Regions from separate parts of the Homo sapiens genome. Here region 1 is linked to region 2. Evidence: read pairs that join two places in POLR2A ChIA-PET (ENCODE). Cell type or tissue: K562. All regions are shown on one strand. Links, peaks and the distances in the headings refer to the core of each region. The heading gives the core; the rest is flanking DNA.

Evidence for each region. ChIA-PET counts read pairs that join two places held together with the same protein. Peaks named below come from ENCODE experiments on the same cell type or tissue, not always from the same donor. Only the 100,000 strongest peaks of a DNase experiment are listed, where the experiment ranks them.
Region 1: POLR2A ChIA-PET joins it to region 2 with 6 read pairs; 2 of 35 experiments call an interaction of 5 or more read pairs at or near these places.

Annotation. Positions count from the first base shown.
Region 1 is chr20:37,873,132-37,888,738 of GRCh38, reverse strand. No RefSeq gene overlaps it. Among named protein-coding and RNA genes, the nearest start is that of VSTM2L, 22 kb to the left of the region's middle. RefSeq lists enhancers at 11,238-11,738, 11,739-12,239. In K562, for the core only: no CTCF peak of the experiment used is centred there; a DNase peak (open chromatin) is centred at 7,828; H3K27me3 peaks cover 4,238 bases.
Region 2 is chr20:37,746,553-37,762,159 of GRCh38, reverse strand. CTNNBL1 (catenin beta like 1) reads right to left here. Exons shown (of 16, transcript NM_030877.5): 4 at 15,553-15,607; 5 at 4,504-4,601. It overlaps LOC124904895 (a long non-coding RNA gene), which reads right to left and starts at 14,763. Exons shown (of 2, transcript XR_007067575.1): 1 at 11,030-14,763; 2 at 5,774-10,674. RefSeq lists a silencer at 11,847-11,896. In K562, for the core only: a CTCF peak has its summit at 6,297; no DNase peak of the experiment used is centred there.

The DNA of each region.
Region 1 (15,607 bases), core at 5,769-10,768, 130 kb before region 2:
GCCTGATCAGAACCCGGCTTCCTGTGCCACGGGCCTGATTCGGTGGATGTTCTCCTGCTGGACTCCAGCTCAGGGATGGAGGCGTCTGAGGAGTGAGGGAAGTCAAGATGCTGGGCCTCGGGCCCTCGGGAGGACTCCAGCTCCACTGACAGTAGGGACAAGGCCCCTGGCCAGGACATGTGGACCCTGGTGGTGCTGACAGGAGCGCACAGCCTGGAACAGGGGAGCTGTCTCTTCTGCTCCACTGTCTTCTGTCTCCCCATTTAAGAGGGACACTGCTGCACTGACCTGGGAAGGTGGCACCAGGCTGGGAGGGGCCCGCAGACCAGGCACGTTCACCTGGGTGAGCGCATCAGCAGCTGGGGCCACAGTGAAGCACAAGGCTATGTCCCACTCTTAGCCCTGACCAATGCACCACCCTGTCTATCGCACATCCTCTCCTGACATGCCCCCAACCAAATTCCTGACCTTTCCCATCTCACGAGGGGCACCCCCATCCATCACCCACCCACATCCCCAGATCTAATCCCTCCAAGCCCTGCCCATTGAACCCGGAACTTCTTTCTCATCTGTGCACTTCTTGGGGCGCAGCCCCGTGTCTCTCAGCAACCGCAGGAACCTCCTGCCTGCCCTCTGCATGGGAACCCACACCCCGTGGTCTGTTCTGCTCCCAAAGCCAGAGGGTCTTCTTCCACAGATGCAAAACCGACCACCCTCCCTTGCTGCAAATTCTCAATGACTCTCTCCCATGGCGTAGAATAAAATCCAAACAACTTCTTCCATGACGATCTGGGCTTCCTCCTGTGACCTCACCTCCCACCAGCTCCCCCTCACGCTCTCTTCCAGCTACTTGGTCTTCTGGCAGTTCTAGAATGTTCCATCCTCCCTCCCACCACAGTTCCCTCTGCTAAGAACACCCTCGCATCTCCTCCAGAGTTGGCTTCAGTGCTGCTTCCTGGAGGGGCTGTCTCTCCCTCTCACAGGTCTCTTAACCCTTGGCCTCCTTCCCCTTGGCCTCCTTCTTGGCAGGCCTGGCCATCGTGCCTGCCCGCCCCTGACTGAGCTGTGAGCACTGCAAGGGGTCCTTCTGCTTTTCTCTTTCTGTCCTCTCCAGCCCTAGTGCACAGTCGGGTCTCAGTAAATCTTGCAGAATGAATGGAGGGAAGCAATGGATGAGTGAATGGAGAGCAGCAACTTCAGCCTGGGAGAGAAGTGATGCACAGTGAGGCTGATGCCTGCACTCCAGACACAGGGAAGGCCCACCCATTAGTGACACCAGCACGCTGTGTCCCTCTGGTGTTTTGTATCCCTCTCAGCCTCAGTTTCCCCAGGAGAATGAGAGAGTTGGGTAGGATGACCTCTGAGGCTCCTCCTCACCCTGGAGGTCTGTGTTCTGACATGTGAGGGAGGTAGGGGAGTGGCAAAGCAGGGGCCCTGGAGGTGGCTCTGGAGGGAGTTAGACCAGGTCCACACAAGGACAAAGCTCCCATAATGAGCTATCCTGCCTCTTTGGGCAGAAGTGAGCTCACCACTGCTGGAGGTATGTAAGCAGGGGTGCTGTTGAGAGGGCTCCTGAGGTTGGACCACGTGACCTGGCACACAGCCTGGAACTCAGAAAGGCAGAGGCTCTGCTCTAGAGGTCAGTCTCTCTGTTCCTGTTAGCTGTGTGACCTTGGTAAGCTGGTTCAGCTTTCTGAATCTTGATTACCTAATCTGAAAAATGGTGATACAGCATCAGCCTTGCAGGGTTTTGGGAACATGCACGGGGCCTGGAGCAGCATCAATGTTTAATAAGCACCAGCGCCTTCCCCGGCCCAGCCTGCAGCTCTAAGATGAACATTCTGGCCATATCAGGGACAGGTTGATGCTTTGTCCCCAGAGTCTAGCAGGGGCCTGGTCGCTAATTATGGGGTTTCATGAGTGCCCCACTTGGGGCTTCGTACCTGGGGGCCTGGCCTTGACCATGGAGTCCAGAAGAAAGGGCAGCCTTGAGTTGGCCCCTTAAGGTGCTGGGCACCCCTGCAGATCCACAGGCCTATGAATTCTACCCCCTCTCTTCCTCATCCCTCGCCTCCACCCGGGGGGAGCCCCATCCTTTCCACGCCTCCCAATCACGGCAAACTGCCTCATCAATCATGTTCTCTCTAATTAACTTCTAATTTACCTCTTTAGTCAAATCTGTTTACAATCAGAGACAAGAAAACACGCAGCAGCCCAAGGTACGGACGAGGGGACCAGCTCCGGGGACCATGGAGGATCAATCAGCCCTTGACCGGGGTGGGAGCCACGGGGCTCTGCTCCCCTCCCTTCCCAGTGAGGGCTGAGGGCACTGCAGGGCAGGGGAGAGGGTTCACGTGGCTCAGTGCCCTGGCCCGTGGCAGCCTGGCAGCCAGCATCTCCATCCCGCCTCCCAGCCCAGAGGCCTCCCCTGCCCAGCCCCGAAGCGCCAAGTCGCCGGCCCCAGCCCTCCGCAGCTCGTTTCGTGTTTTTTTCTCTCCTGACCCTCCCACCTCTCTAGGGAAAGCTCCTCAGGAACACGCATCCTGTCTCTCGCTGGCTGTGTGGACTCGGAAAATGGCTGAACGACTCTAAGCTTTTGTTTCCTCGTTGGCAAAGTGAGGAGTAAAATCACATCACCCGCCCCTCAGGAGCCAGTGAATACAAAACGTGTGTCCATCGGCAGCCCGGCCAGCTCCGTGCCTGGCCTGGGCACTGACCCGGCATGGACGGAGCGCTGGTCCTTGTTTACTTTTATATTTTGGATGTTTTAATTTTTTTTAATTTCCAATGAATCTCAAACCTATAGAAAAGTTGCAGGTACAGTTCGTGATACATTCTCATCCCTGAATATTTTACTGTGTATTTTCTACAACAAAGACATGCTCTTACATAACCAGAAGACAGGGACCAGAATTGGGAAACTCTTGTTGAAATAGCCCTAGTGTCTAACCCAGCGAAAGCCTGAGTTGTTTTTAATCCCACTGCACCGCTTGCTGGACATGTGACCTTGGTCAAGCCACAGTGTCCCTCCTAGGCCTGGTCTCCGCATCTGTGAAGGGTGGTCCAGGTAATGCCCCCATCGGCAGGGAGTTGTGAGAATTGTGAGCCAATGCCTGGGAAGCAGCATGGGGTGGGGGGCGTAGTTGCTCTCTTCCTCTCAGGTGCAGAAACAGAGGCTCAGGGCCAAGCCGGGTGGCTCATGCCTGTAATCCCAGCACTTTGGGAGGCCGGGGTGGGCAGATCACCTGAGGTCAGGAGTTTGAGACCAGCCTGGCCAGCATGGTGAAAGCCCGTCTCTACTAAAAATAAAAAATTAGCCGGGTGTGGTGGTGCGTGCCTGTAATCCCAGCTACTTGGGAGGCTGAGAGGCAGTTGAATTGCTTGAACCCAGAAGGCAGAGGTTGCAGTGAGCTGAGATCACACCATTGCATTCCAGACTGGGTGACAGAGTGAGACTCCATCTCAAAAAAACAAAAACAAAAACAAACAGAGGCTCAGGGAGAGTGACCACTTGTTGCAGGTCACACACAGGAAGGCTGGAGTCAGAGCCCACGGCCCAGAAGAGGCAGAACCTAGCAGGCGTGGCGGGCACGTTCTCCATTCAGAGAGAGGGAACCCGGGCTCAGAAAGCCCATGGACTTTTTTCTCAGGCCTCGGCCTGTGAGCAGGGAGTCAGGAGGTGGTAAGAAGGGAAAAAGCATGGAGGAAGGAGGATAAAGATTATTCATGGTGCACTAATAACACCAGGAGGAGGGAATGGGCACCTCGGAGGAGGTCACTCGTGGAGGGACTGGAGGGAGGACACCCCCAACGCTGGGGACCCTCAGAGGGGCCTGTGGCCCATCAAGGTGAAGGACCCCGGCAGAGGGGGGCAAGACCTGCCGACTTGGCTGTGGCCCTGGCCTGTCTTTGAAGGAGACCCCTTCTGCCCGCATTTCCATCTATCTACTCGCTGGCTGATACATCCGTCCACTGGCTTATTTGGTTTGCACACACTCTTCCCTGTTTCTGGAACATTCCTCCAGCTCCTCCCACAGCTGTTCCCACTCACCGTTCAGGTCTCAGCTCACACCTCGCCTCCTCAGAGAGGTCTTCCAGGACCATCTGGCCTTGCACAGACCTTCCTACACCCACACTCCAATTTGCTCGATCTCATTAGCTTGTGCATTTGCTTCCTATCATTTTATTTATTTATTTATTTATTTATTTATTTTTAAGGCAGAGTTTTGCTCCTTTTTGCCCAGGCTAGAGTGCAATGGCGTGATCTCAGCTTACTGCAACCTCCACCTCCTGGGTTCAAGCAATTCTCCTGCCTCAGACTCCTGAGTAGCTGGGATTACAGGCACACGCCACCATGCCCGGCTAAGTTTGTATTTTTAGTAGAGATGGGGTTTCACTATGTTGGCTAGGCTGGTCTCGAACTCCCGACCTCAGGTGATCCACCTCGGCCTCCCAAAGTGCTGGGATTACAGGCGTGAATCGCCACGCCTGGCCTCCTATCATTTATTTATTTATTATTTTTTGTAAGAGACAGGGTCTTACTCTCTTGCCCAGGCTGGAGTACAGTGGTGCCATCATGGCTCACTACAGCCTCGAACTCCTTGGCTCAAGCAATCCTCCTGCCTCAGCCTCCTGAGTAGCTGGGACCACAGGCATGCACCACCATGCCTGGCTGATTTTTAAATTTTTGTAGAGATGAGGTCTCACTTTGTTGCCCATGCTGGTCTTGAACTCCTGGGCTCAAGCTATCTGCCCGCCCTGGCTTCCCAGTGCTGGGATTACAGACATGAAGCACCGCGTCTGACCCCACCATTTATTCCTATCAGAAATCGTATCATTGGATTCCCTCCCTTTGGTTGGTTGGTTAGGTTGTTTAGTGTCCATCTCCTCTTCATGAGTTCTTTGAAAGCAGAGATCTTTGTCTGTTTTGCTCATTTCTGTCTCCCTAGAGCCCAGCGTCATTACTGGCACATTCCTTCCTGTCTGCCCTGGTGCCGGCCAATGTGGGGAACACGGAAATGGAATCAGACAGGGCCTCTGCCCTCACCTGCTTGCATCCTCCTGAGATACAATAGCAGAATCTCGCAGCAGGCAGGGACAGCCAAGTCCAGCTTCCTGCCCGTGATGCTACTGGATGGGACTAACCCTCCTGGGGACAGACCTCCAGGTGTGCTGGCCAGAAGAGAGGCAGCACCCACAGGAGGCACCCCAGGCAGAGCCCCGTCTCCAGGGTCAGCAGGTGTGGGCTCAAGCCCAGCTCTGCCCAATCTCGCTGGGCCCCAGCTGGGCTGCCCTGGCTGTCAACCTGAAATGACACCTGAAATGACTTCCACGCCTCCCCATTCATCTCTGGGAGCCCTGGATCAGTGCTGTGGGGAAGAGGGGAGGTCTGTGTGTGAGCCTCCACCTGGGGAGCGGGGATCTTATTTGAGGACTGGGAGACACATCTTGTCGCAGAGGCTTGAGGGGGAGGGGTGGCAGCTCTGGTGGTGGGGAGGGCGCCCCGTTGTCTGGCGGTGCTGTTTGTTCATATTTCTATTTCCCTGCCTGTGTTTCTCTTCCAGACTGTGTAATTAGGTGTCCGGAGTGCCTCCGATTCTGTTCCGATAGAATTTGCCTTGTTTAATCGGTAACAGGGTGGCTGCCTCTGACAGCTGTTTTTTCCTGGAAAAAAATAAAGGCAGCTAGAGATGGAGTGAGTTGGGAGGCATTTGGGAATCGGGTTTCTTGGCTTCACTCCACCTTCACCATAGACTTGCGGGTGACCTGGTTCCTGTCCCTTCCCCTTCTGGGGCCTCAGTTTGCCCATCTGTAAGACAGGGGAGTTGGGCCTTGTGATGCCTGAGCTGTGAATTTGAACTTAAAGGTTGGCCGAGCACCTGCTAAATGTGCTGTGCTGTGACAGGGTGTGGGGCTGAGCTCAGGAAAAAATCACTCACTCCGGTGCCAGAGAAGAGGCATTTAAATCCAAGGTGCCATTTTTGTCACTGTGTTCTTAATTGTAATTACCATTTAAATAGATTAATGATAATTAATAACACTAATAATGTACTGTCCTTTGTCTGGGAGGATGACATTGCAGACCCACTGTCCCGAGGTGGAGCCGGGCTGCGCTGACCCCTCCGTCCTCTCACCTCCCGCTCTTCCTCCCTCCTGACTCTGTGTCCCCGGTTGCGTGTGCTCGTCACTGGGTTGGGATCGTCTCTTAGCATGAAGGTCTCTCCCATGAGACCATGAGCTGCTCCAGAGAGCAGGGGTCAGTTCAGTCACTCTCAAATCCTCCAAACCAGGGAGGAGCTGCCCCGAGAGGGGACCAGTACATGCTGGATGGATGAATGGCTAGACGAAAGGCTGATGGGAGAGGTGGGTGAATGAATTCAGGAGTGGCCTTCATCTCTGGCCAGGTGAGGTGACTGAGCTGTCTCAAGGATCCCACCTCTGCTTTGAGCCCCCTCGTCTTCCCCTCACTCACACACCCATCTGGCTGCTCCTGGAATATGTGAGGCACACTCGAGGCTTTGCCTCACTATTTCCTCTGCCTAGAATATTATTCCCAGCTTCCCCCGGCGGCTGGTGCGTGCGTCAGTCCACTCTCAATCTGACATCGTCTCCTTCGAGGACCTTCCCTGACTGTCCAGCCCGAGTGGCCACCCTCCCTTCCAGTCACTCTGTTATTTTCAAGCTGCCTGGCTGTGTGTCTGCCTGCCTGTTTACTCTGGGTCTCCTGCTCCTCAAAGGCAGCAGGGCTGGGAGCGTTCTGCCTCGTTTGCTGTGAAATCCCCATAGCCCTGCCCAGGGCCGGCTCACATGCTAAGTGCTCAGAAGCGACCTGCTGCAGGCGTGTTGGAGGCACACCTCCAGGGTGGCATGCCCTGTGCTGGGCACCAAGTGCAGAAACGGATGAAAACCAGCCCCGTCCTCAGGCAGCAGGGCCTGTACTCATCATGACCTGGCTGATGGCGGGTTGTGTCTGCATCTGTCTCCCTCGCCAGGGCAGGACTTGTGCTCCTGTTTCCCAGAGAGGGCTGCATCCAGCCCAGAGCTAGTCCTGAGCAAGGAACAGAATTGGCCAAGGAGAAATGGGAAGTAGCGGGGCCGGGGAGTAGAAACGGAGGTGGGTGGCCTTGTGAGCCGACAGATGAGGGAGCATCCATGGGGGCTGGAAGCCGTGGCTGGAATCCACTAGCGGCTCAGGCCCACAGCACTTTGGTTTAAAGAGCACTTGTTGTGTATATAGGCATACTGCTCACTCTTTGCTCCTAAGGGACTTTGCCTTGGGTGGTTGCTGATGATTGATGTTTTACAGGTTTGTTCAGTTGTTCTGGTATAAGTAATGACGAATCACGTTGTAGTCCAGTGGGGAACAGTCTAGTCTCATCTTACGGTATTTCAGGAATATCAGTAATGACGACATGAGCCTGGATCAGCACTTTATAGTTGATCAAGCTCTTTGCGTGCATCAGCTTGTGGCAGGTCTCCAAAGCGAGGGGTCCCCCCATATCACAGATGAGGAGACTGAGGCTCAGGGAGTGAAGCAACTCACACAGCTGGGGAGCAGCAGGGCTGGGATTTGAGCCCAGGCAGCCTGGCTCCAGCGTCCACGTCCTGTGCTCACTCACCACACGGGTCCACGTGCCCAGCCCGGAGGAGGTCAGGCAGCAGGTGGGGCCCAGAGGCCAGCCTGGGGAAGTTCGGTCCGTGTATCTTTGGATCTTCCCCCATGACAGAGAGACTTCTGCTTGCAGCTGCTGAAAGCCAGTGCCTGTCATCAGGTCCTATTCCCAGGAGGGCTGGAGTGGGGTGGGGAGGAAAGACAGCTGGCCCAGGCCACGTCCTGTCACGGCTGCTTAATGAGCTTAAGTGATAACCATGGGCCCTGGCATGTTGCCAGCTGGGCCTGTCCATTTGGCCAGTGTTCCTGGCCTCACACTCATGGGCTGGGGGAGGTAGCCATGGGGCCGAGGGAGGGGTCTATGGGTCTCCAATTCTTCTGAGTGCTGACAGCCATGGCCAAGGTCAGAGGCAAAGCTGTGCGACCTTGGGCAAATCCCTTGATTTCTCTGCGCTTCCTTTTCTTATCCGTAAGATGGAAGTGAGCATGGCTACCTTGGAAGAAGCTACAGGGATGCAATGAAGTGCTAGGGACAGCATCCTTCATTCGGTTCAGAGACTACCTGGCACACAGTAGGCACTTGGTCAGCTTTTTTTTTTTTTTTTTTGAGATGGGGTCTAGGCTGGACTGCAATGGCGCGATCTCGGCTTACTGCAACCTCCGTCTCCCAGGTTCAAGGGATTCTCCTGCCTCAGCCTCCCGAGTAGCTGGGATTACAGGCGCCCACCACCACGCCCAGCTAATTTTGTATTTTTAGTAGCGACAGGGTTTCACCATGTTGGCCAGGTTGGTTTTGGACTTCTGACCTGAAGTTATCCACCTGCCTCAGCCTCCCAAAGTGCTAGGATTACAGGTTTGAGCCACTACGCCTGGCCAGCACTCAGTGAACTTTCTACCCCAAGTCCTTCCAAAGACTCTCACTTTGACAATTTGTATGTCCAGGAAAACATAATCCCAGCCCCGCCATACTTGAAAAAAACAGAAAAAGGCTTCTGTGGCAGGGCAGAGACCTGAATACTCATCTGTGTCTGTCACTAACTGATGGGAAGGTGTGGGTCCTAGTTCTCTCTGAGCCTCAGTGTTCTTATCTGCAAAATGGGCTAGTAATAAGACTCAGTGAGATGGTGCATGCCAAATGCTTAGTATAGAGCCAAGCATTTGATTAATGCTAAAGACTGGAGCTGTCACTTTGGTAGTTTCTGAGTGCCAGACCTGCAGACCCTGTGTGACCTTAGGACAGTCACCTACTCTTTTTTTTTTTTTTTTTTTTTTTGAGACAGAGTCTCAGTCTATCACCCAGGCTGGAGTGCAATTGTGCAATCTCAGCTCACTGCAACCTCTGCCTCCTGGGTTCAAGTGATTCTCCTGCCTCAGCGTCCCGAGTAACTGGAATTACAGGCATATGCCACCATGCCCGGCTAATTTTTGTATTTTTAGTAGAGATGGCGTTTCGCTATGTTGGCTAGGCTGGTCTTGAACTCCTGACCTCAGGCGATCCACCTGTCTCCCAAAGTGTTGGGATTACAGGCGTGAGCCACTGTGCCTGGCCGAGGACAGTCATCTACTCTCTTGGGGCCTCTGCTCATTTGTAAAACTGGATACCTGCAAGGTATGCTTTGCCCCAGCTCTGCTGTTCCAGGAATCCCTGTGTTGAACACTGCTTCCCCTGAAACTCATCTGCATTAGGTGGGGGCAGAAACTGTCATGCCCATTTCCCAGCTGAGGGGAGTGAGGCCCCTGGTTTTCAGTGACAAGCCACAGCTCTCTGCCGCCTCTTGCCTGTTCAATGTGGGAGTGGGGCAGGGAAGGCCCAGGCTCTCCTGGGCCCCAGGAAGGCCTGGGGAGAAGGGTCTGGGTCTGGACTCTCCAGCGAGTGGGGCTGAGCCGACTCAGAGTGGAGGCAGGGCTGAGGGTGGGCGGGCAGATTTATTGCAGCCATTCCTCTCCCCTGCAGCGCCTGCTTCTAATGAAATTTTACGGCAGGTGGAAATGATACGACTCCGCCAGCCCTAAAAGCACTTCTATTTATTCATTAAAGATATTTATATACTGAGCAGCTCTCTCTGCTGGCTCCACCCCACTCCTGCGGGGCCAGTGAAGTTGCTCCCAGCCCTCTGTGCTGGGGGAAGGCTCCCAGGGCCAGCCAGGGGCCCCTCTCTGCAGTGACTGGTTGGCTCTGCCTCAATACATCCCAAATCCCCTATCTCCAACCCATGCCCATTCCTGGTCTGAAGAACCAGTGTCTGTCTCCTCCTGGTCCAGCGTGCACCAGACACTTCTTGGATCTCTGCTTCCACGCTGGTCTCCACAGTGTCCTCTATAGAGCAGCCACAGGCATCTTTCCAAAATCAAATCATGTCCCTTCCAGGCTCAAAACTCCCCTGAAGCCCTCAAGGCCCTGTAAGATCCGTCCTCTGCCTCACTCTTGGGTCCAGCCACAGTGGCCTCTTTGGACTCTTTTCTAGAGGACGATGCTCTGCCTCAGCTCAGGACCTTTGCACTTGTGCCTCTGCATAGGCCCCCTCATTCCCCGGCTCTTTGGCTGCCTGACTCCTTGACGTCATTCGGAGATTAGCTCAAGCTCTAAGGCCCTCATCAAAGAGGGCTTTCCAGGCCACTCAGCCTGAGGTCCCCCGTTCCTTGTTGCATCCCGCTGCACCTTGGTTGCTCCTTCATAACACTCAGTTGTCACTTGATGTAACTGTTTGCATGTTTGTCTTTTGGTCTGTCGCTTGAGGATGCACGCTCCCGGAGGCCAGGGACAACGTCTGTTTTGTTCCCCTATGTGGCTTATGAGGGGTGTTTAGTAACTGATGGAGCCATGAGTGGTGGAGGATCGGCTGGGTACCGTGACCCAGCCACAGGTACTGGTCTACGTGGGACTCCCCAGGCTGGACACTCGCTGTCATTGAGTGAAGAAGAACTGAGACTGAGTGTGAGGGTCATGCTCGTGGCTCACAGCAGCTGGGCTGAGGGCAGGTGCCCACCCCTGCACTCCTGGGGGTTTCCTGGATGGGGCTGGCTCAAGCAGGCTCCAGGAGCTGCAGGCAGATTGGAGCCTTTTCCAGCCTTTTCTCTAGCCCTGGCCTCTGTCAGTCAGTCCCCTGGTGGCTTTTCCCCAGCTGCTCCCCAGGGGCTGTGGACTTCCTACGGCTCCTCGGTGCTGCCCGGATGGCCCTGCTTGTCACCCTGCAGTGGAATCTGCTTCCCCCTCATTCAGGGACTGAAAGAGCCTAGGGGAAGTAGACACAGGACTTGTCCGGGAACAAGCTCTGTGACTCTGGACCAGCACAACCCCAGAGCCTGTCAGCTTCTGCCATGGCCGGGAGCTCATTGAACCCCCATGCCGTGCCAACGTCAAGGTAGTTGGGGCCTCCAATGAGGCAGCTGAAAGCCCCAAAGTCCCCAGAGCCCTGTGTCTTATTGTGCCCTAGCCCTCTGCCTGGGCAGTTCCCTCTGCCTCAAAAGACTTTCCACCTCTAGCTTTCGAGGCTCACGGCCATCATTAAGACTCTGGTGAAAGTTGCTCAAGACACAGGGTACGTGGTCCCCCAGGCATGGGGCCCTCCTCTGTCCTACAGCCTTTGCTCACCTCTATGAAGCCCCCTGTCACTCTACAGTGATGCCCTGTGTGACTACGCTGAGAGCTCAAACCGCATCTCAAACTTCGGTGTACCCCTCAGCACCCAGCCTGGGCCTGGCACACAGTAGATGCTCAGCAAGTGCTTCCTGGGAGGTGTATGGAAGGAGGCACAACATGGGGTGAGGAGAGCAGACTGGTGGGATGATCTGGACGAGAAGGAACCTGGGCTCTGTGTGCAGGCAGGGGTGGGTGGATGGGGTGGGGGGACAGGCAACAATCCTCACTGCAGCAGTGCCAAACAGTGGCTCTCCTCACTGCTGCAGATGGAAAGCCCCGGCTTCCAGATGTTTCTCAGATTTCCTCCCTTTCCCATGGGAGAGCAGCCAGGGCCACATCCGTGTGACTGCCCATCCCTAGCCAGGAAACCTGGGCTGGGGCCTCCATGCAGGTGAGGATGACAGCCAGGCACCGAGATGTGGCAGGGACAGGCTGAAGGGCGCTGGGCCTCTGCAGAGCCGCACGGGCTTCAGTCATGGGGTTGGGGGAAGGGCTGCCTTGCTGGGGCTTCTGCTCCCAGTGTATTCTGCGCCACCTTCTCCAGCCTCACCAGGCCCTCTCTAGCAACCAGCTGGAAAACAGGGTGGCCCTGAGATTAGGAGCAGGGGTCTGCTTGGGTTCCATTCCCAGCTGTCACTCTAAACCACTGACCCCCTCAGTCTGGTGTCCTCATCTGTGAAATGGACTTGATGAGGCAAGTACCTACACGTCAGGCTGGGTGCTCACGCCTGCAATCCCAGCACCTTAGGAGGCTGAGGCAGGAGGACTCCTTGAGCCCAGGAGTTTGGGACCAGCCTGGGCAACAACAACAAAAGGAAGTACCTACACTTCAGGAACGAGGGTTAAACGAGCTAATCTGAAGAAAGTACTTAGCTCAATGAGTCAAGAGCTCAATGAATATTAGCTAATATGATGCACGCATAATTCGATTCTAGCGCACTAAATGACCTCACTTATAGGAGAAATGCAGATTAAAGCAACAAGCAGGCCACACTGTTCACCCACCGAGGCGAAGCACTGAGCTAACAGCGCGCTGGTGAGGGTGCGTGTGGGCAGAGGACACTCGTGCACGCAGTTGACAAAAGAAGGGCAGTGTGGCAATATATATCACAATGAAAAAGGCACACTGTCTTTGACTTGGCAATGCTCCTTGGGAGTTTAAACTCACACGTGTGTGAAATGACGCCCTACACAAGGATGATCACTGCAGCATCGTAATAGCCAAAGATCGGAAACAGTCTGAATGTCCATTAACACAATTAACAACATCATGGTACAGCTCTGCGATGCAGTGAGCCTATTAAAGGAGTGGGGGCAGCTGTGTGTGGTGACGGGGAATGAGAAGCAAGGTGCACGACAGGACACGATGCCACCATTTGTGTTAAAAATATTTTTATTCACTTGAAAACACATAGGAGTCTCTCTGAAAGGGAAAGGGTACTTCCGCTCATGAGCCGTGGTGGCTTCTGAGGAGGGGTGCTGGGCGGCCAGGAGACACACCTGGCAGGGAGATGCGTGCACTGTGTGCCCTTACGCACCCTCTGAGGTTTACACCAAGGGCACGTGTTACCTAACCAAGAAGGTGACTGAGAAACGCCTGCCATTTTCCCCAGCACAGATAACGAAGGCCCACCGCTGTGCTACCAGCCACTTTCCATGTGTGCCAAAGAGCAAGACAGATTGAAAAATGTGGGTCTGCTTTTACCTCTACTGTTGGGTAAGGAAATCTAATCAAGAAGCCTTGCCTTTAGGAAAGCGAGTCTCGTCTCCCTGTTGACACTAAATTGACGCCCTCAGTAATGGCAGAAGATGCCACCTGTGCACTGGTGCTACCGTGGGGGTGACTGAAGGATGCCTTCCAGCGGCCCTGACAATGCGTCTCCCTAGATAAGGAAGGCACGCAGCCTGCATGCAAATCTCTGTGAATTAGAGACGGCCCATCTTGCTGCTGCTGATTCCAGGCGTGCGACCACCACAAACGGAGCAGCAAGCCGCCATGGAAAATGAGGGTGGAATCCTATTTCCCCTGTGAAGAAACCCTGGCGAATATTGCTAAAAGGCAATCCGATTGCCATGTTTGGGTTGGAAAAGGAATACTGCCTCTCTGGATGCTATGGTCTGGTCCCACTCAGCTATGGACATGAGGATGAACATGAAGAAGCTTTGTTTGAAGGGGCAAATTTAGACTGAGCCCTTTCAGTGGGCAAAGAAGTCAGGTTCGGAGCCACAGGCCAAGGGCAGCCTTTCCTGGAAGCCCAAGAAGCTCCCCCAGAGGAGAGATGCTGCTTTGTGAGTCAGAGGGTTTTTTAGGCAGACAGCGAGCTGCCTGAAAGCTGGGACCACGCCCCAAGAGCCCAGGGTGAGCAATGAGGAGCTCTACCTCGCCCTGAAAAGCTTTGCGGGGCCTTGGGTCGTTGAAATCAGGGAGTGGTGGTGGCTGCTTTCTCCTTACGCTGTCTCCTTGGTCCCTCGGGCCCTGGAACCGTACTCCCCTGCTGCACCCGAAGGGACTACACCTCACATTGCCCCTAACCCTCCGCACACAAAACTAATGGAAAAGGGGACCGCTTCCTCAGTTGTCAAGAGAAGAGTTCCAACTTGCTTTTAGCAAAGGGACAGAATTCAGGAGGCTGCCACATGCGAAGCAGGGCAAGGTGCGGCAACCATGGAGTGCCTGAGCCGCCCCGGCCTTTCCTTCCTATGCTGGCCTCTGGGAGCTGGTGGGTAGCCTGGGCTTCCAAACACGGCTGGCAAAATGCTGGACAGAACTCTGGAGGAGAATCAGATGGCAGCAGCTGCCTCCAGGGGCAGGAAGTCCTAGGCGATGGGAGAGGAGTGGGTGGACTCTTCACTGCCTCGCTTTTTGTTAAATTTTGAACTCCTATACCGTTTGCAAGCATTACCTGGTTAAAATTAAAATTGAAAAAGAAAATCAAGGTGAAGGACTGATGATGTCTAAAGTACCGATCTTAGCTCTAGAAGTCTGCTTCTCTAAGTTACACCTGGACATGCTCTATTTTTTGTGAATTCATTAAACCACACAACAGATGAAAGGATCGGAGCACGGCGTCAGCCGGTACGGTGTGACCCTTCCAGGTAGAGGAGCTCAGCGGGAGAGGGTGTGAACTGCGCCGTCGGACAGGCCTGGCTAGAATGTGCGTTCTGATGCTTGTTGGCCACAGGGCCTTGTGCAGCTACTTACCCTCTCTGAGCCCTCAGCCTCAGCTTGCATAAATCGGGGATAACAATGCCACTGGGCATTCGATATGTGCCAGCTACTACAGTTACAGAAAAGTCAAGGAAGAATTAGACCCAAAGTGACGGCACCGCCATCTGATCCTGTGACAGGCCCTGTCGCGCTCTCCTGCCCCTCTCTGTGGGGACGCTTACAGTTATGCATTGTTCTCCCGCCAGGCTGCAAGTGAGCACCAGCAGGCAGGGCCTGCCTTACTCTCTGTTCCGTCACCAGCCCAAGGCTGGACACAGAGCAGGTGCCATCTTCTTCAGGGACCTCTCGGTGGCTTCCTGGGATGGCAAACAGGTTTCACCCAGCATGTCAACTCTGGCCTGATGGCAGTGGCCGCTTGGGGCCCTGTCCCTCAGGGTCTAGGGAGCAGCAAGAGGGGCAGGGACACAGTGCGAGGCGTGTAGCATCCCCAGCAGCCTGTCTGTGACCCTGGGCTGCACAATGCATTGGAATGAAATGCTGCTTTCTTCATCTGGCCACTCTTCTGCCTCCTCACTCATGGGGACTCTGTTCTTTGAGGATTGATTAAAAACATGCTAAAGCACTGCTGACTTCTGAGGGGGAAACCAACCTTCTCATCACCTATGTCGAATGAGTAGAATCACAGTTCTTTTTTATTTTTTGAGACAGGGTCTTGCTCTGTTGCCCAGGCTGTAGTACAGAGGAATGATCATAGCTCACTGCAGCCTTGACCTCCTGGGCTCAAGCAATCCTCCTACCTCAGCCTCCCATGTAGACGAGATCATAGGTATGTGCCACCATGCCTGGCTAATTTTTCTATTTTTTGTAGAGATGGGGTTTCACCATGTTGCCCAGGCTGGTCTCGAACTCCTGAGCTCAAAGATCCTCCCCGCCTTGGCCTCCCAAAGTGCTGGGATTACAGGCGAGAGCCATCACATCTGGCCTGAAATCACAATTCTGAAGTCACAAATGTGTGTGGGAAGAACCAAAGGAAGCAGCAGCTACCAAGCCACGACTGTGCCTTCATCACTGCGCTGCAGGCTTGCTGAGCATGCCATCCTCAGCAGCAAATGGGTATTATTGGCCCCACTGTGCAGTTTAAGAAGTGAGATTCAGAAAGGTGAAAGTCACTTATCCAAATGTACAG
Region 2 (15,607 bases), core at 5,054-10,053:
CCTAGCTGTAACCTTTTAGCTTCCATTCTTGCCCCTCCAGTCCATTATCCACACAGCAGCTAGATGCTCTGTTTAAAATGCTGTCAGGCTATGACACCACTCCCCTGCTTATATCTTCTAATTACTTCCCTTCACCCTGGCAATGCCACCCAACCTCTTCACCAAGGCCCACAGAGCCCAGCGTGGTCTGGCCCTGACTCTGCTTTCTCCCCTCGCCCCAGCTGCACATTAACAAGACTGGCCCCTTCTCTGTTCCTTGAATATGTCAACCTCAGTCTTGCCTTAGGTCTTCTGCCCTTTTCCCATCCTGCTCTTGATCATTTTGAATGGCTGGTTTCTTCCAGAACTCAGGCCTTGCCTGACTATTTAATCCAACCTGACTTCCCAGCTACTCTACATCACATCACTCTATTTTAATTCTCTTAAACAGAGAACCACTCTCTGATAGTTTTCTTGTTTATGTATCTACTGTCTCTCCCTACACTCATACCTTGTGAGCTCCACAAAAGCAGAGGCTTTGTCAGGCTTGCTCACAGCTATATAGCTGGTTCCTACAATCAGGAACACATCAAGCATTCAATAAACATTTAGTGAACAAATGAACAAATGAATTTTGCTTTGGAACAAATACAGATGAAGGTGAGAACATGAATGGAAATGGGAAGGAATAGAATCCAGGAATTTTCATAGTAAGTACCCTTACAGCAACATAAACCTGGCCAACCTCAGCCTCACCTGGGCAGCACAAATCCATTGCCAACCAAGTCCAAGGCAAACCAAGATAGGGCTTCAAAGTTTAACATTTCAGTAGAGTTAATTTAGTGCAGGAATGAGTATGGAGGGTAGTCCCCTGGCAGTCCACATCAAAGCCACTTTTTGTGGAACTCTATAAAGCGTTTCTATAAAGCAAATGCTGGCTCCTAGACACTGGCCAGCTACACCACCCAGCCACACTTCCATCTCTGTTGGCTGGGACACCTCCATATGCTCTCATATTAAAGCCCCCTTTCAGAGGCCATCACCGATGCCTGCATCTCTGCAGCCCTTCCTGATTATTCCATCAGAAGCGAGCACTCTCTCTTCATGTCCACAGAACACTGCCCCTCTCATAGCTGTTTTCAATGTTCTGCCTTGTATTATCATTACTTACTTCTTCCTTTTTTTTTTTTTTTAAACTAAAGCTCTATCCTCTCATTTCTTATTTAGGCCCACCCCATCCAAATGTGGTTTTATTGAGTGTTTGTTCAAAATGTTTTTGAAATATTTTTTAAACTGAAAAAAATGTTTGTGAACTCAATATTCACAGACATCTCACTGTGTGGTAGATGATACATACAATTTTAACCTGACATTTGCTAAATGCTTAATATCTGCCAGGCATAGTACCTTTATAATGATAATGGCCAACATTTATCAGGTGTTTACTCTGTGCCAGACTGTTCTAAAGACTTATTAAATATCTCACTTGTTCATCACTTTGGTACTGTATGATAGGCACTACTGTTATCTCCATTTTACAGAGAAAGAAACAGTATGGAGAGGTTAGTAACTTTCCCAAGGACACAGAATTGGTAAATGACAAAGTCACTGCTCTGACCACTCCCCTGACGGGGATCACACCTCAGGAAGGACAAACTTATAAACAGACATCTATAATCCAATGTGACAAGTGCCAGAATGTACAAAGTGCTAGAACAACACATCCTGCTGAGGTGATGAGTCTGGAAAAAACTCAAAAGGGAAGAGATAAAGGGATGAGAGGTAGTATTCCAGGTAGCCCCAGAGAAGCAAGGCTAGGCAAGTGGAAGGCAAAGCATGAGCGAAGGCATGGGACTACCTAGCACATGGCAAGTTTGGGGACTGGCAAGTAGAAAAATGACTGTAATTTAATCATCATTCTCAAGAAGTCCAAAGTCATCTTTGGAGAGGTAAGCCAGAGAATTGCCATCAAAGCAATATACCCTCTCGCTTACCACTCTTCAGAAAAGAGTCCATTTTCCAGGCTACCAGATCAACTTGTTACAAAGCACAAATATTTGCCTTTTGCGTAAGTAACAGCAGTGGATATGAACCAAATTTTAAAACCCCGAAGATCCCTGAGAATGCCAGGACAGTGTTCTTTCCCCACAAATGTGCCATCCTATTGCTTAGGACTTCCAACTGGGAAAAAGACCAAAGCAATAACTGCAAACTGCACACCACAATAAATTCTGCCACATGCCCTCTAGCCTCTGCTCGTGCAATTCTAGGCCTCAGATATTGGCCTCAAATTAAAACTACAAAGACAACTCAACCCTTGTAATATGAGAGTACTTATCAAATTTCTTCCTGAATGCAGCCAAGAGTAAAAAAAGTAAATGGAAGACCACCGCTGGTTCTGTTCTCTGATATTTACTGATGACTTCCGACTGGTTGCAGACAAGCAAATAATCTACTGGAGTCCAGGAATGTTCAATGCTTGTGATTCCTACCAGCCCCACCAGGATAAACCTGTAAGAGTCAAAATCTTAAACTAATATAATAATAATAAAAATAAAAACTAAACTAAACAAACAGAACATCCTGTATAGCAGTTACCTAGTGGCTCCCCAGACTGAGGGTGAACTGTTTCTTTCCAAACAAACAATAAAATCTGCCAAGATGCAGCTTTTGTCAGTGGGCTTGACAACACAGAAAAAACAAAGGGGGCTTTTGAGTGAATTGCTGTTTCTGGGTATGTTTTACATGCAACAGCCAGGCTAGCTGTTCCTCTCTCGTCTTCCCTATTCAGACAGGCAAAGGATGGTAATTAAAATCAGCCCAGGGACCAAGCAGGAAGGCTCATTCAGGGCCATGTAATTAACCTCTGGAAGGTAAGACTGCACAAACGACACTGCAGGGACACAGAGTAGGAGCAAGTGCCACAGTCTTTCCTCAGACGCCCCTCAAAACAAAACGACATCCCAACATCATCCTCTTCTTTCTGCACAGTGGTTCAAACGAAAAATAAATGCCCTGAATTCTACAAAAGTAGCAGTTTGCTCTCTAAAGGAGCCTGAAAGAAAAATGGCCATAGAAATTTTCATTATATTCGGTCATAAATGGCCCTGCTGGACACTAGCCTCACTCTCTGTAAGAGCCAGTTCTTCATAACCAGTGGGTTCACAACCCCTTCATTCACACCAAATGCCAACAGCAAGCACGGCACATGGGAAATTTCTAGTGTCGAGAACATTATGAGAAAGGGTGAGGAGGGGGTGGGCAGTGTAGCAGTGGGGTTTCGGGATCATCTGGGACCCCAGGCCCAGCCATTCTGATTCAGTGGGTCTTGGGTAGGACTAGAAAGTAGCCAAACAAGCAGCCCAGGTGCTTCTAATACTAGTGGCTGGAGTAATCTTTGATCAACTGCTAACTGAGTCAAAACCAATACTAACATTCTTACCAGAGAGAAAAGACAAGAGAAACAACAGAAGAAGAACAATCCACAGAGCCTTGAGGAGGGATACAGCTCTGCAGGTGGACAGAGCTCCACAGGTGGTATCAGGGTAGGGGCTGGACTAGATGCACTTCTGCCGCTGGCCAGCTGGGGTGCCTTTGCAGCTTTGTGGCCCTTTCTGATCACCAGTGAACTGGGGAATCTGGGGCAGTGGAAACAGAATTGTGTTGGGGATCAGAACATGCAGTCTCTTTTATCAGCTGTCACAGGACGGGCTGAGCGACCCAGCGGGAGGCTTCACTTCTGCAGCTGGGTTTCCTCACATGTAAGGCAGTTTGCCTAGCTGGCACCTGGTCACAGCTGCGCCTCACAGACCAACTCCTCTGGGTTAGCTGCTGTGTGGATCAATAGCTAAGGAACATTCTGAGGCCTTGCCTAGGCTCCTCAAAAGATGGCAGAAATCAACTGCCTTGTCGTCTACAGGCAGGGAATGCCATTCTGGCCTCAATGAGCTATAAAGTTTGTTCTTATTTTCGACATTCTCCAATTCCTCTCTGATGACCTATCTGTAAAATAAGTAATAATAATAATACCTGTTCTCACTGGCACTTGGGATTAGAAAGTCCAGATGAGAAAAACATTTGTGAAAGCTCTTTGTAAAAAGGTCAGTAGCAACAAAAGAGAGGAGGGAAGAAAGGGGCAGAAAACATAGAGTCTAGGAGACCACAGGTTCAAATCCTGGCTGTGTGACCATGGGCCATTTGTTTGGCCTAAGTCACAGCTTCATGGCTGTAAATGGAAATAATAGCAATAATGCCCATGTGAGAGGATGTGGTGAGAAGAATGAGAAATGGCCCTGCCCACAGCAGAGACTTAATAAGGGCGAGGCCTCTACCTGACACAGTCCCAAAGCATAAAGCACTGCCCCAGCCACATCTCTACTTTTTTACTCTCCTTATTCACTCCAGCCTCACCACACTCCAGCCTTGCCGTGGAGTTCCACCTGGTGGCCACTCTCCGAGACGATGGTGGTGGCAATGCCAACAACTTATACAAACCTGCAAAACCCCAGAGGATGTGCAACTTACCAGAGCATCGATGAGCACTTCTGCTCCCTCTTCACTCTCATGGAGGGTGTCTATATCTGTTAATTCCTGAAGCAAATCGACCACAGCTATGGACACATGTGAAAAATGTTAAGGGTATAACACACATACTGAAACGGTACCAGTATTTTTCTTAATCCTTGATTCCCTTCCGTTTCCTCATCAATTGCTTTATCACCATCTACCTTTAATAGACTCCAGTTTTATTAACATCTCTTCAACAAGGTTCTACCCACAGCAGGTGTTCATTAAATGTTAACTGACTCACTCAGTCTCTTGCCTTATGCTGCCTTCCTGGCTGCTTAGTCCACAGGTTCACTGAATTTTCACAGATTTCAAAATTTTAAATAGATCGCCTGGGAAGTCACTTCCAGTGAGAAATAGGCCAACACCCTCAACCTCATCTCATAATTTAAATTCTTGAAACTCAGTATAATCTTAACTACCTTGTACAGTTCACCTTTGAAGGCAGTAATAATTTCTGAGAAGAGGTGGCTGATGTTCACCAAGGAGTCTTCAGAGATCAGGACATGATATAATTGGTTGAAAACAAAGGGAAAAATTTATATGGAATTGGGCTAGTCCCCACCAACCTCTGTCCCTTCAAATGTCACACTGCTGTGAATATAAAAGGAAGAATACAGAATTTAAAATTGTGCAAAAATAGGAAAAGGAAAGGGAAGTACAGGGCCAGGCACAGTGGCTCATGCCTGTAATAACACCCAGCACTTTGGAAGGCCAAGGCAGGAGGACTGCTTGAGCTCAGGAGTTTGAAACCAGCCTGGGCAACATAGTGAGACCTTGACTCTACTAAACATTTAGAAAAAAAAAAAATCAGCCAGGCATGGTGGCACATGCCTGTAGTCCCAGAAACTTGGGAGGCTAAGGTGGGAGGCTTGCTTGAGTTCAGGAGATCGAGGCTGCAGTGAGCTATGATCGTGTCACTGCACTCCAGCCTGGGAAACAGAGTGAGACCCTGTCTCAAAGAAAAAAAAAAAAAAAAAAGAAAGGGAGAGAGAGAGAAAAGAAAAGAAAGGGAAGTATAAAGAAAAGAAAACATGAAGGAGAGAAAGAGTTATATTTGGAAACTGGGTGGCAGAACTAAACTTATAAGTTTCCTTTCCCTCACCTTAAAACTCCCTCTCTCTCTCTCTCACACACACACACAGACACACACACACACATACACACACGGGTGCACACACACACAACGGGGGAGAGAGAGAGAGAGAGAGAGAAACAGACACCTTGCTCCAGCAAACTGCATTTATTGAATGCCCATGATGACTAAAGTACTGAACATGATAAAGGCCAATCCATTCTTCATTCTGGGCCTCAGTTTCCTCATCTGTAAAATGAGAAAGATAGATAATCTAAAACAATTTTAAAAACCATACACCACAGGACATAACCAACATGTAACAAATGAAGAATACACACAGACAATATGAACTGCAGGCGTCCTGAAAAGGAGCAATCAGATGGAGCTGGGGAATTAGTTATGACTTGCTAGAAGAAGACTGCTCAGAAAACAGGCAACTAAAAATATGAGGACAGGGAGACTAGAAAGCAAAACCAAAGGAATAAAAGCAGAGAGACTGGAATGTACAAAGGCATTTGAAGAGAAGAAAGGATTGGAGGAGAGGGGAAGGAAGTGGAAAAGGGAGAGAAAATTGTAACTAGCTGAAGAAAATAGTATTTGGAAAGAATAAGCTAAAAGCTGTGTGCAGGACGCACTAAAGCACGGTGAGCATGAGGGACGGGGGTGGCACACAGGAGCCACCATGTGGACAGCATGTGTGGGTAGTTGTGGGAGCCAGGCCTGAAGGAGAAAGACCTATTCCAAAGCTACTACATACAACAGAATCCAGAAGATTCAACAAAGGTCAGAATCAGGGCAGTTTCACTTAAAAGAAAAAATAAAAGATGCAGAATATAAGAACAAGAATGACAGGACTTGCTAGCTGATGACTGATGTTCTGGGTATTACATGCAGGTCTTTTGCTGAAAGAAAAATTACTTGAAGGTTTGCTTTACTCATCTCTAACTGACCAGCTGACCATCACGAATAATTAACTATGCTTTCTGTGTCTTACTCCTTCACTCTTAAAGGTGATATTTACCCAAAACTTAATATGAGTAAAGAGCTTAAAGGTCTTTGGACAAAAGTCCTTCATGCTTAGCATCTTCATCTAAAAAATAATCAGAAAGCTGTTGACAGAGTCAACATATATGCCTGATACAGAGTAAACCGAAACACACAAATTATTTGAATCAATTATAATAAAAAACAGCAAAAATAACCAGGTTAGCAAACTAACCCCTAGAAACCCTAGAGCTACCCTTGACTAGCAGGAATTAGTAGTTCTCCCTCTCTAAAATTAAAAGTTGTCATAATAATAGCCGCCATTTTTAAAAGTCACAGCATCATGTCTGGTGCTATGCTACTGGAATTCTTTCAGCAGCATTATAAGATTCGGTGTAAGCACTATTTAACAGATAAGAAAGGTAAAGCTAGTAGTGGTTAAGATCTCTGGCCTGTGGTGGCTCATGCCTATAATTCTAGCACTTTGGGAGGCCGAGGTGGGCGGATTACTTGAGGTCAGGAGTTCAAGACCAGCCTGGCCAATATGGTGAAACCTGTCTCTACTAAAAATACAAAAATCAGACAGGTGTGGTGGCACATGCCTGTAATCCCAGCTACTCAGGAGGCTGAGGCAGGAGAATTGTTTGAACCCAGGAGTTGGAGGCTGCAATGAGCTGAGATTGTGCCACTGCACTCCAGCCTGGGTGATAAAGCGAGACCCTGTCTCAAAAAAAAAAAAAAGTTATCTAAAGGTCACTGCAATAGTAAGGGAGAATGTTAGGTCCATCTGATTTCAATAACAATGCTATTGCCAACTATACTTCATATTAATGCATAAGGGGATATACACTCAGTTTAAACACGGCTACATTCAGGTTAATTCTAGCTATTGACCCTGTTGTAACCACAGAGAAAAGAACTATCATTTAATTCCACCATAAATTAGTAAAAGACTCAAGGAAAAGAATAAAATGTTAACACCTCCCCACTCTTCCAAGAAACTCCCATATTTATTCTCTTGAAAAGTTCATAATCCATTCAAATGCTTATTTAATATGCATAGCAACATTCACCTAAATCCATCCATCCACCCATCCACCCACTGTGGAGTCAGATGTCTACAGGACAACTGGGCTGGGCACGGTGGCTTACACCTATAATCCCAGCACTTTGGGAGGCCAAGGCAGGAGGATTGCCTGAGTCCAGGAGTTTGAAACCAGCCTGGGCAACATAGTGAGACCCAGTCTCTCAAAAAAAAAAAAAAAAAAAAGCAAATAAATAAATACATAAATAAGATGTCTATAGAACAAGGATCTAAATCAGCATGCAATAATGCAATAAGTAGTGTTATCATTACATCTCTTGAATAACACCATGCATGATTAAATTCTAGTTAATAAACTTATTAACTAGTATGTGATGATTATTAAACAGTAGCCTCAAAAAGACAAGTGGAGTATATCTGAAAGACCAACAGATGAAGAGTCAATGCAAGCTTGAGGACAAGGGTCATGTCATATTCATCTTTGCCTCACATGGTCCCAAAATTATCACCAGCCATGTAATCTTGTGCAAGCCCCTTTATTTCCTTACAGCTTAATTTCCTCATCTGTAAAACTGGGGTCGTGTCATATTCATCTTTGCCTCACATCTTTAGTGACCTGAATGGTCCCAAAATTATCACCAGCCATGTAATCTTGTGCAAGCTCCTTTATTTCCCTACAGCTTAATTTCCTCATCTGTAAAACTAGGGTAATAGTCTCTGCCCAGCCTCTTCCACTGAGTAGCTATAAGGAATAAATGAGATCAGGTATGTCAAAGGCCAAGGAAGTTAAAATACTCAAGAACTATGAAAGCACTATAATACAGATTGTCTTCCCACAGAATGCCCAAAGCGCTCACTATTGCCTTCATTTTTCCAAAAGCCTCTAAAATCTGAAGTTTAAGCTAACAAGAGCATGGTCCCCCCTTTCCGGGTCACAATGGGTTGGAAGACCTAATTTCATATTTCAGCTATGCCACAGAGATTCAGATTGATCAAGTCCTTTTTCAGCCTCTAAGGTCTTGTGGGCCAGATATCACATTTTTCTTTGATTAGTCTTATACCATGTTCACAAATGTGTCACATGAAACCTAGAAACTTAAAAAATAAGAAACATTTTAGACAAAAGTGATTTTATAGAAGAGCATAAATGGCTTTTCCAGGAAAACTTGTTTCTTATCATATTTCAGTGGTATCTCCTTGCCTACTTTCCTGCCTCAGTTGAGAAGTCAAACAAGAAATCAGCTACCTACCAGGCCTGGTAAACATCTCATCAATCCTACCACTAACTGATTTTATATAAATTCCCAACTTTCACAAAATAGCATTTCAGCAAGGCAGTAATAAGTCTGTAATTGTCATCATCAACTCCTGAGTAATACAATATGACCCAGGAGACAGAGGTCATTTGAAGACCAGAAAGAGGAATGAGAATCAAAACTAAAGACAGACAAACTCTCAATCTTGATGAGAAAATTCAGCATGGTTGGCTATCCCTCCAGCATTTCTTCACAAGCAGACTCTGGGCATGGGTGATAGGTTTTTCCTCTGTAGTTACAATTTCATTTCACAAGGTAAAAGGCTCTTCTGTCCAAGTATAATAGGAAAAGAGAGAGCCTGTCTCCCTGCGAATTACTAAAACACAGTTTTTGATAGCCTATTTTGTCATGTCGAGTAGAAAGGCCACCCACGCACTCCCTCTGTACCTGTCCACTACTGGGGCAATAAGTTAGTGTAATAATAGGTAAACCAGAAAAGACCAGCTGGGCACGAAATGGTCCATAACACAATGGCTCTTGGAAAAAAAGAGTGGTGTTTACTTCTATTTTTTGGCTGTGGATATTTGTTTTGGAGCCATATCCCACTTAGAGTCTTGGTACAGAAATTAAGCATTAATCTCATTAATCTCCAATGAGATGACTCCACAAGGAACAAAGTTATTAAAAAAAAAAAAGAGAAATAAGATGTATTAAGCAGATGGCTTTTTAAAAGTCATTTCAAAAAGGCTTTCTTAAGACAAATAAACCAGTATAGATTCAGAGAATATAACTGATTAATGCAATAAATGTGAGTTAAAAAATATCTTTTCTTTAATTTCTAGACTAGGACAGTAATTAGATATAGCTCAATTAATGCAGATGAATTTCAAAACAGACAAAATGGTCTTTTTCTCCTTTTAAAGCAGCTGGCACAAAGCCACCTAGAATGAACCTGGACTCTTATCCCCATCCTAGATCAAACTAATATGAAGGAGAAAATGTACTCATTCAACATTTATTAAGTCCTTCTTAAATGCCAGTGGGGAGTAACATGCCACAGGGGAAATGTCCAAGGCAGGCTACAACCACCCTAATCTTCCAGGGACATAGATTTTACCTAAAACCCATAAACAAGACCAAAAGTTACATTAATGTGGTACCAGGTTTTGTGTGTTTGTCTGTTTGTTTCAAGTTACATTAAAAGATCCTTCTTCTACATTGCCATTTTGGCACTTTTAACCTAAGATGTTTATCTTCAGAGCACATTTAATTGGTTCCAAAAAATAAGTGGCTTATCAATACATATCAAGGAAGTCAGATGACAGATGAGAAAAAGAAGTAAATTCTTCTAAATGTAATTTTAATTCTGGAAATATCAAGACAAATATAGCTCCTAGCAAAATAACAGCTCAAAATATGTAAGTCTTGTTAGACAGTGCTTACGGGACAGCAATGGAGCAAATACCAACTCCCTCCCAGTCCAATTAGAAGAAAGCCCCTTAGGGGGCTCAAATCCTTCCCAGCCCTATTCTTGCTCATTAGCACTGGGTCTGTAACACAAGGCACCCTTGACTACTGTACGCACCTTCTGGGATAACACGGTAAGTCTCAGTCAGTTTGTTCCACTTTAGTATTCTCAGACCCAGACTACTCAAGTTCAGTTGATCCCTGTTGGTCTAAAAAACCTGTCTCCTCCGTATTTTCCGAATTCCCACAGTAATTCTTCACAAAACTCACTTGACAACTCTGTAAGTTCTCCTGGTTTTCTAGAATCAGAAGAAAACTAAACAGTCATTTGGAAAAGAACAGTGTTAATGACCACTCCCTAAATTATTCCACACCAAAAAGAGCTGCCCCATCAGCACAATGATCTACTCTGCCACTTAAAAATTTTTCCCTGCTTAAATATTAGCATGCAACCCAATGTACTGGTGCCTTAAGTTAACATCACAATGAGACCTCATTTTTCTGTCTCACAAAGGGGTGGAGAGAAAGCTGACTTTGAATAAATTGGGTTTAGATTACTGGATTATTATTATTATTATTATTAAAGAATAAAGGCATTTAGCTGGGAAGCAGTAGTCATGATTTTTTTTTTTAATTAAGCCATGGACCCGATACCTTGATAAATTTGTAGTGACTACATGGGCAGCCAGCAAGACCACATCAGCTTCCATCCGGAGTAGGAGGAATGGCAATTTCCACTGCAAAGGGAGAGACTACAAAAATAAACCTGAAATGCATGCTAATCTCCATGTCTGTCAAAAGCTTACCCATCTCCACTCCCCACACCCCCAAGCCAGAGATGACCCACACCTTCTCAGGGCTCCAATCAGTGGTGTTTCCTGAGCATACTGTTCCCAAGGCACTTTCCACACACACCATGGTGGGGGAGGGTGGTAATTTGAGAGTTTTTGCTTTAAACTGGAGTTATTATTTTTTATTAGCATCCAACACACTTAGCATACAAAGGAAGAACCCAGTAAATAACAGTGATCTACCAAAAAAACTTTAGAAGGGACTCAACTGACCACTCAAATTAAGAACATGGCAAAAGACATACAAAAACAGAATATTTATCAATTTGGTGCCATGTGATCGTTGTTGTGGTTTGTTTTTTTCCCTTTTATTCCTCCTTGTTCCTTTGGGCCAACTGAGTAAATCTGGCTTAAAGCAGTCCACAAAAATGGATTTTTTAGCAATACCTTAAGAAAATATCTTTAAATGTACCTTTGGTTTTATTTTTCCATAGAAACACTCTAAAAGGTTCACAAGAAAGGAGCTCTAAACACGTTTAATGAATTACTTTAAAGGAAAAAGTGTTTAAAAAGCATTATTTTGAAAAGGCAGCAGCTGCTGGATTCCACCTTCTGCTGCCTCCGACTGCATTTAGAGTAACCCTCCAAAACCATGTGAGGTGTGTGCTCCCCACCCCCAAGATATGCTCTTCACAGATCAGAATCCATTCTGCAGCCAACCGATAGCTGGGCTCCAGCCTCTCAAGGGGGCAGATGAGGCACAGAAGCGCTGACAAGCCCTCACCAGCAGCAGTGATGCAGAGCGCCAGAATAAACTCTGAAGCTGCTTCTCACGGTTGAAAGGATGAGGCACAAGCTGTTTTCTCACATCCTCTGCCTCTTAAGGTTACAACAAACCAGGCTCTGATTGAATTAAAATCCCTACAGTTTATGTTTTCACAGAGGAGGATGAAGCAAAGATGACCTGTGCTTGCTGGGAACATAACCAGCCATATATGGTCTTGGTTGATAAATGAAGAGTTAAAAAAGATTAAAAATTTAAGTCATGACTGCCATGAAATTGTTTATTCATGCTAAGGTGTTTTGGGCAGTTACAGCTGTACAACAGTAAATTGTTAACAACCGTTTCCTGAAGAAAAATTTCTATTATAGATCACAGATAAGACAAGCAGCAGAGTGCAATGTTGCAGGGAGAGCAACATTACGACCAACAGAGGATATGGTAGATGCAAGTCAAGAGGACCTGCCCTTTCCTGAAATCACTTTCAAGAAAAATCGTACTTTGAGGAGGATGACATTTACCCCTATTTGCTGCCTCTAATTAAAATTAAGGTAATTTAAAAAATTTCAAATGCACTTTAAATTTGATGTAAGACATAATTAAACATCAGATTTTAAAAAATATCATTAGGGCAGTTGGGTGCAGGTTGGCATACAAGAGGAAAAAAAAAACAGTTTAGCTCTCAGAAAACAGGAGGGAAATGGCAATCTGTCAAAGTTATTATAGGGGGATGTGTTTTTTCCCTTTTTAAAGACCAGAACTTAACAACTTGGAACATCTGTGCCCTTGCCTTTCCCAAATATGCCGATGTCGAGCAGCGTTTTTTGTGTCAGTCTTCTCCCCGGCAGGAGCCAGGCTGGTGAATCAGCAAAATGTCAGTATCTTCCAAAAGCAGCTACTATTATTTTGAGTTAGCAGGAATAGAAAAAAGAATGAGAGTGGTGTTTCCAGAAAGAAAATAAGTCATTTCTGTACTAATAATATACAGGGTAACAGGTGACCATGCGACTCTGTCAGCAATGTCGTAAATCCCACAGGAAGACCTGAGGTGCACTGGAGGAACACCGGACTGAAAATCACAGACCTGGAGTGCCTGTCTTAACTTCAAGTTAGCTGTCCAACATCTGGACTTCACACTTGTCACTAAGTAGAAACAAACAAGGTACTGAGCTAAGTCCTCTCTAAGGTCTGATCAGATTCTGAAATCTACCCTTCTGTAGGTGAACTGAAATGTGAAGTAACAACCAGAACTCGTAGTCACTGAGTCTGTGAACACCATTAGTGCCCAGAATAGAGCTAGGCATATGGCAGTTACCTGCCAAAGATGGAATGTTTATATCCCCCCACAGATTCATATGTTGAAGCCTATCCCCAATGTGATGGTACTTGGAGGTGGGGCCCTTGGGATTAGTGTCCTAAAAAGAGACACAGCGAGCTCCCTCACTCCTTCCACCATGTGAGGACGCAGTGAGAAAACAGCTATCTACAAACCTGGAAGCAGACCCTCACCAGACACCAAAACTGCTGGTGCCTTGGTCTTGAACTTCCCAGTCTCCAGAACTGTGAGAAATAAATTTTTGTTGTTTATAAGCCACCCAGTTTACGGTATTTTGTTATAGCAGCCCAAATAGACCAAGACAATACCCAATATATACTTACTGACTGATGCTGCTTGAGCAACCAGCACAGCTTATGGTTCCTAAGGGCCTAGCACAGTGCCTGGTACATCATGAGCACTCACAGCAGCTCTACTGAATGAATTTCATGAGACCATACACTGAGCTCACTCAGCAGCAAGCTAACTAGGGTTCTTATACAACCCAGAACCCCACAGCAAACCCTGGTGAACAAAGTCATAAATCTGGGAGCTAACAGATCAATTCTTGATGCTATCTAACATTACATGAAGCATCAGAAATGTCTTAAGACTGCCCTTCAAGAAGCCTGCATTAAAATTACTCACTGATTTATTTCTATGAGAATTATCAGCCAGGCAAGAACTTAGTCAGACACGCTCTCAGGAGAGAGATTACCAGAAAGATGAAAATAACATGAAGCAACAGCAGATTCCCTGTGAATATCACTCAAGCAGACTAACTACATTTGTCTCTTACCTTTGGAAATCTGGATTCAAACAGAACAACTACTAGAAGAGAATTTGGTTTAATGAACATAACCCTGTCCACAGGCACATCAAAAGCCTTTGCAATAAAGCTACTGCACACCTGATAGCCAAGATAAAGTATAAAATGGTTTTGGAAGTCACGAATCAGATTCAGTGACAAGTAACATTTACCAAGTACCTACTATGTATCAAGAACTGTGCTCAGCACTTATACACTCCTTTGATCCTCTCAGTAACATGGAAAGCTACTCCAGAGGCTGAGGCAAAATCACTTGAGGCCAGGAGATTGAGTCCAGCCTGGGCAACATTGCAAGATCCATCTCCAAAAAATTAAATAAAAAAAAAATTAGCTAGGCATGGTGGTATGCACCTGTAGTCCCTCCTCAGGAGGCTAAGGAGTAGGATCACTTAGGCCTAGGAGTTTGAGGCTGTAGTGAGCTATGATTATGCCACTGCACTTCAGTCAGGGTGACAAAGCAAGACCCTGTCTCTAAAAACAAATAAAAATAAAAATAACACTGAAAGACAAAAGTTATTAACTCTATCTGTGCAAAAAAGAATACAAGTTGTGGAAGGGCACCGTCTTTCACACAAAAATGCGGTTGAGAGTCAAACCTAGATTGTCTGTTTAGGTCCAACATGCACTCAACAAATATTAAATGCTATTTACTGTGTACTCAGTCTTTTTTTTTTTTTTTTTTTTTTTTTTGAGATGGAGTCCCACTCACTCTGTTGCCCAGAGTAGCATACAGTGGCATGATCTCGGCTCACTGCAACCTCTGCCTCCCAGGTTCAAGAGCTTTTCCTGCCTCAGCCTCCCGAGTAGCTGGAACTACAGGCGTGCACCACCACGTCCAGTTAATTTTTATATTTTTAGAGATAGGGTTTCGCTATGTTGGCCAGGGTGGTCTCAAACTGCTGACCTTAAGTAATCCAACCACCTTGGCCTCCCAAAGTCTTGGGATTACAGGCACAAGCCACCACACTCAGCCTTGTTTTTAGGAACTAGGAATGAACAAAACAGAACAGCTTCCCTGTCCTCCTGGACATCCAAATGTGCTTTTTACCATGGTTCACTATCTCTAGTCTCAACTCCACTGGACCATCAGTCAGCAGAAAGATGCCTAGATTTACACATTCAAATCTGTCTGGCTTTGCCCCCATAAGGGGCCTTCCAATCCAGATCCTGAAAAGTAAAGCTGTTAATGTATGAACAGATATATCACGATGAATTCTAGTACTAATAAGAGCAAATAGGACAATTTTAAGGATTGCCCAAGATTTGCAAGATTTGTTAATAGAGAAAAACCAGGTTTTCAAATGAGTAAAAAGCATTGTGTGTTTCAAGACAGAAGATAATTAGAATGGAAACAGAACATCAGATTTTATAGCACACATCTACAAAGAGAGACAGGAGAAAGAGTAACAGCACTTCCCCACCATGTCAGCTCTCCTACTGAGGTCAGATCTGAAAGGATATCTGTATTATCGTGTCCGAGCAAGCCGAGAAGCGACTGTACAGCATTCAGCTCCAC